Linked DNA regions of Homo sapiens: region 2 is linked to region 1. A link is a loop called in an ENCODE intact Hi-C map of the cell type or tissue named here. Cell type or tissue: GM12878. All regions are shown on one strand. Links, peaks and the distances in the headings refer to the core of each region. The heading gives the core; the rest is flanking DNA.

Region 1 (2,923 bases), core at 250-2,749:
TATCACTTTCACACCATCACATTGAAAAATCATAAGTTGAACCACAATAAGTTGGGGACTGTCTGCATAAAATTTCAGGTAGCAATAGAAAACAGGAGAAAGAAGAAAGCAGTATAGGGATTAGAAGGTGACCTGGAGGACAATTTCTGTTTTGACCTGGTGGAGTGGAAAGGCCTCTCTGAGAAGATGGCATATGCAGTTGAAGCCTGAATGAAGAGAGAGGAAGATATCTGAATGTCTGGGTGACCTTTAAATGTCCTGAGGGGTGAAAATGGATTTGGCACATTCCAGAATGTCAAGAAAGCCTGTGTGGTTAAAGTGGAGTGGAAAAGTATAGGAGATGAGATCAGAGAGGTGAGCTGGCCATAGGAGCATGAAATCTAGTCTCAGAATAATAAAAAGCCATCAGACAACTTTAAGCATGGAGGTGACATGTAACGATTTATGTTTGTAAAAGATCCCTCCGGTTTCAGTGCAGAGAATTAACAGTAGCAGGGGCAGTAGCAGAGGCTGTTATAGGATGCTATTGCCAGGCCTGCAAAAGGTGGCAGGGGCTTGGCAACGGTGCTGGTGGGGGATTTAGGATATACACTGAATTCAAAAGGATTGGCTGATAGACTGGATACGGAGTTTGAGGACTTGACTTCTAGGTGTTTGGTGGTACCATCTCATGATATGGGAAAGACCTATGGGTTTTTTAAAAGCCTGGGAATAGAGAATAAGATTTTGGTTCTGGACATCTTAAGGTTGAGAGGCCTATTGGACATCCAAGTGGAGAATCAAGTAGGTTTTGGGATTTAAGGGGAAAAGTATAGGGTAGAAATAAAAAATGCTGGAGTCATTAGCCCAATAGGGCTAGATATCCCACGGTGTGAGGGTAGGTAGAGAAAAGAGCCCATGACTGAGACCTCTAAATTATACAGGCTAGGTGGAGGGAGAGCCAGCAAAGAAGATGGAGAAAGAATAGCTAAAGAGGTAGGAGCAAAACCAGGAAATTGGAGCATTGTGACCTACAGGCCAAGCTAAGAAAGTGTTTTTAGAGAGAAGGAGGAAACAACTACATCAGATGTTACAGAGAGGTTGAGTATGTTGGAGGGATCATTGGATTTGACCTTCAAAAAGAAGGCTATTTGCAATCTTGGAAAGAACAGTTTCCCTGGACTCATGGGAACAAATGCCTAATTAGAATAGGTGAAGTAGCAAAGGAGAAGTAAAGGGGAGGAGAAAATGGTTAACATGTACTTATCTTTAAAAATAGCAGCTATAGGAACCACACAATTCTCTAAAAGTTTTATGCAGAATTCTGCACGTATGTGACAAACTGTGTCTTCCAGGAAAAGAAGCCATGGCTGTCATCAGATATATAAAGGAGGGGTCACTGCAAACCGAATTAGAAGCAAATGTCCAATGGCTGGCCTCTAGGCTCTGAGGCTGGGCTGGAAGAGTGTGGCACCCTCTCTAGATGCTAATTCTCTGTTCTGGCCAATGGTATGTGGCTTCTAGCCATGATATATATTTTAAAAACAGCGGGATTTCCCATAAGTAGATCATTTTAAAACCCAAATTTATAGAATCTATTCTCCGCATTGAAAGATTTTTCTAGGCTAAAATAGTACCTCTGTGCGACCTCTAGTGGATGTTATTTTAAAAAGCAGCCCAGACAGTCTTCATTTTATATAAAGGATATTTGAAAAGATTGCTTAGGAAAATGAATTTTTATAAACCAAAAGATACATCCTATTCACTCAGACTGTCTCACAATCTAGTGTATCCAATAAGAATAATACAACATACAGCTAGTGTATAAACTAGCTTTTATGTAGATTTTTAAAACAATGAAGATAAATCCAGAATATAACAGTATAGACTTAGAAAAAAATGTTAAACACCAGGAAAATAGTACATGTAGGCGGGGCTTCCCAGCTGAAATGCAGTAGGTCATTCTGCATCCATTCATTAAGTTCAAAATAGACTTTAAAACTTTCCTTGAAGATATTATGGGAGCAAATTTCACCATTTTATTGGTCTCTCCTTTTATAAGAATGGGTCATACGAGAAGACCCAAAGGAGTTTCTATGTCTGCTTTAGAAATGTAAAGTGGGGCCGGGCGTGGTGGCTCATGCCTGTAATGCCAGCACATTGGGAGGCCGAGGTGGGCAGATCACGAGGTCAGGAGTTCAAGACCAACCTGACCAACATGGTGAAACCCCATCTCTACTAAAAATACAAAAATTAGCTGGGCCGTGGTGGTGTGTGCCTGTAATCCCAGCTACTCAGGAGGCTGAGGCAGAAGAATCGCTTGAACCCAGGAGGCAGAGGTTGCAGTGAGCAGAGATCGTGTCACTGCACTCCAGCCTGGGTGACAGAGTGAGACTCCATCCAAAAAAAAAAAAAATGTAAAGTGGGCACAACATACATCATGTAATCTGAAATGATGGACTTCTGGGCCTGCAGCCTCTCTCTTAGGAATCCTTAGTGAATTTGGACCTCACTTGCAGGTTGACCAACAATTCTCCACAAATGAAGGAGTCTATGTAATAGTTTTGTTATTTCTTCTAGCAACTGCTGATACCCAAGAGTGTCACAATAAAAATCTGATGATTTGAGAGCATGAAATATGCATCTAGTAATCGTTGAGAAGGAACCATGAAAATGAAGGACGCCAGCAGTTTCAAACTAACATCTGGGATTCTGGGGCTCCTAGAGCATCTCTTTCACACATGAACCATCAATAAGAGCTATCAATGCTCAGATCCTCTACGGGATGAAATCCTTGGATGATCTGACCATGTAAATGACTTAGGTTCTGCTGAGTCAGTGATTTGCAAAGTCGGGTACTGGACCAGCAGCATCAATATCACCTGGGAAATTTGTAAAAATCCAAATTCTTGGGCTCCACTGCAGACATACTGTGCCAAATATG
Region 2 (2,923 bases), core at 294-2,793, 240 kb before region 1:
ATTCTCTACTTTTTGACTTTTCTTTCAAAGAACTGATTGCAGAGTATACGGAAATCCTGCTATACTTTATGTACTACTTTAGGTGGGGTATAATTTCTTTTTAATTTATCATTGCTTAAAAATCTTCAAAATAGCTTAGTGAGGCTCATGACAGTGCTGGCCACATGGAGATGTAGCCTTTTGTTGCCTTTAAACACTGTCACGCCATCTATGACTATCCCATTGGTCTGAAGTGTACTGGCAAACTAAGCATCCTGTAAGACAAGCTAAAGCTTGCTTTTTGCCAATCAGTTGAACGTCCTGCATCTCTTCACTGATGCACTTTCTCTAGGCATTGATAGTCAAAAGCACAAAGCATTTATTACGCATTCAATCATGTAGCTAAACAAAACACTGAAGTCTCCTGAAGCCATTTAAACCAGCCGTTCCAAAACCTCCTGCCACCACTTTGATCTGTTAGTACCATCAAAAACTTTCCCAACTATAAATGAAATAATAAATGGTAGTGCTGCTCTCCAGACATTAGGCACTGCTCCATATCTTTGAACATTTGATTTTTTAGCTAATAACTGTGTCAAAAGCCTCAAAAAACCCTGAAATTAATTTGAAATTAATTAAATGAAATTAACAGAGCCAAGATTCAAGTCTGTTTTTGCAGAACTCTTGCCTTTTTTGTTTTTTTGAGATGGAGTCTCACTCTATTGCCCAGGCTGGAGTGCAATGGCACAGTCTTGGCTCACTGCAACTTCTGCCTCCCTGGTTCAAGTTATTCTCCTGTCTTATCCTTCCAAGTAGCTGGGATTGCAGGCATGCGCCACCATGCTCAGCTAATTTTTGTATTTTTGGTAGAGACGGGGTTTCACCATGTTGGTCAGGCTGGTCTTGAACTCCTGACCTCAGGTGATCCATCTGCCTCAGCCTACCAAAGTGCTGGGATTACAGGTGTGAGAAGCTCTTGCTCTTAACTACTATTTTATGTTGCCTCCCATCTCATGGGTACAAGAAAGATGTTTCTTGACTCCAGACCTTACTTCCCGACTGGAAAGCACTCTGAGGCCTGCCCCATTGTGGTTAGTGATGAATCTAGACAGTTTTCACAGACTCCTGGGGACTCTTAGTGGCCTGAATTTGCTACTAAGCTGTTCCCTTTTCTTATAGGAGACAGTAAGATCTATTTATTAAGCCTCCATGTAAGCATTATTCTCAGCATGTTACAGGCACTCTCTCTTTTTAAACCACCAGAGGTGGTTTCCTCTCTGTGGGAAGCAGTTACAGATTTTAAAACACAGACTTAGCAGCCAGATGGGCCTGGAATCACCCCTCCTCTGCCACTTAGTAGTCCTATGATATTGGCTGAACGACTTAACTTCTGTAAAGCCGTTTTTCCTCATTTCATAAGCGGTGGTTACAATAGTATCCACCTCACAGGACTGTGAGAAATTCATGAGTAAATTACATGTAAAGCTCTTAGTCCAGTGCTTAACTTGCAGCAGGTGTTCTAGAAATATTAACTATTATTAACCTGTTAGCCATTTTCTTACCAAATATGGTCATTTTCGTGGAGTTTTAATTATTGCTGTGCTAGACTGTGCTAGACACATAGTTTCTTTTTGTTTATATTTCCTGAGTTTTGGGCAGATCCAGGAAACATGAATAATTATCATCTTGATTTGAGCTCCCCATCCCCCCACCCCAACAAATAGGAAAAATATTTCAAGATACCAAAATAGACAAAACAGAAAAAAAAAAATGGGCTAGGTTAGGTATTTTAGGTAAATTAGTAATTATAACTATACCCAAATGAATATTAATTAACTGATTGATATAAACTCAGGCAGGGGAGTTGAAATCAAGAGGTCTAATGGTCCCACAATGCCACGTATTGGCCAAGTTATATGTGAGGTGATGTGCTCATGTCTCAGTGCCAAATTTTAAGTGAAATGTTTCTCAGCTAGAAAGCACTCAGAAGGTGTTGAGCAGGATGGGAGTGGATGGGGAAACTCGGCCATATCTAGTGTAGAAAAGAGAAGATTAAGACATAATAATAATGACAACCTTCAAATATTTCAAAATCTTTTAGAAAGAAATGAGGAATAGACTTATTCTGTATTTGCTCTGTAACACTATATAGCAATAATGTTTTTCAAACAGTAGTTGGTCACCCAATTGTGGGTCATGAAATCAGTTTAACGGGGTCCTGACCCGCATTTTAAATAAATGAAATAGAATATAATAGGAAATACCAGATGCAGCCGAATAAGAGTAATAGCTATTCCATGAAATTCTGTTTAATTATATTTATATTTGTATTTGTGTTTGTGGGTCTAAACATAAAATATATCCTTATGTTGGGTCATAATAATGATACAGGAGGAGGGCAGGGAAGTGCTGGGTAGAGAAGGGCGGGGTCCCTGGCAAGGGCTCCATCCTCGGGCCTGTGCCCACAAACCTAAATGAGGACAGGCATTTCTGTTTTTGCACCCAAAAAGCTGCTTTTGGCCTGCCACGCCCCCCATCCTGTGCCCATAAAAACCCGAGACCCTAGCGGGCACAGACACAAGCGGCTGGACGTTGAGAGGAGCAGAAGAGCACACCACCAGACACCATCCAACACTGCAGGCCATCGACAGCGGAATTTGGTTGGGGGCAGTCAGAGGAGAGTCTGGCTGCTGAGCAGCCTGACTCCAGCGGAAGGTCACATTCCAACTCCATCCCCTTTCTGGTTTCCCGTCCACCTCATTCAGAGCTACCTCCACCACTCAATAAAACCTTGCACCCATCCTCCAAGCCCACGTGTGATCCAATTTTTCTGGTACAATAGGGCAAGAACTCAGGATACAGAAAGCCCTCTGTCCTTGGGATAAGGCAGAGGGTCTAACTGAGCTGATGAACACAAGCGGCCTGCAGACAGCAAAACTGAAAG

The links. A loop is a pair of places that touch in the nucleus more often than their neighbours do. Peaks named below come from ENCODE experiments on the same cell type or tissue, not always from the same donor. Only the 100,000 strongest peaks of a DNase experiment are listed, where the experiment ranks them.
Region 2: it touches region 1 in a loop (4-fold over the local background); 4 of 110 quality-filtered maps call a loop at or near these places.

What each region holds. Positions count from the first base shown.
Region 1 is chr11:94,518,386-94,521,308 of GRCh38, reverse strand. The region is part of intron 2 of C11orf97 (chromosome 11 open reading frame 97); the gene reads right to left. Among named protein-coding and RNA genes, the nearest start is that of C11orf97, 7.4 kb to the right of the region's middle. In GM12878, for the core only: a CTCF peak has its summit at 1,651 (motif pointing left); no DNase peak of the experiment used is centred there.
Region 2 is chr11:94,755,821-94,758,743 of GRCh38, reverse strand. It overlaps a transcript of AMOTL1 not described here. Among named protein-coding and RNA genes, the nearest start is that of AMOTL1, 11 kb to the left of the region's middle. In GM12878, for the core only: no CTCF peak of the experiment used is centred there; a DNase peak (open chromatin) is centred at 1,352.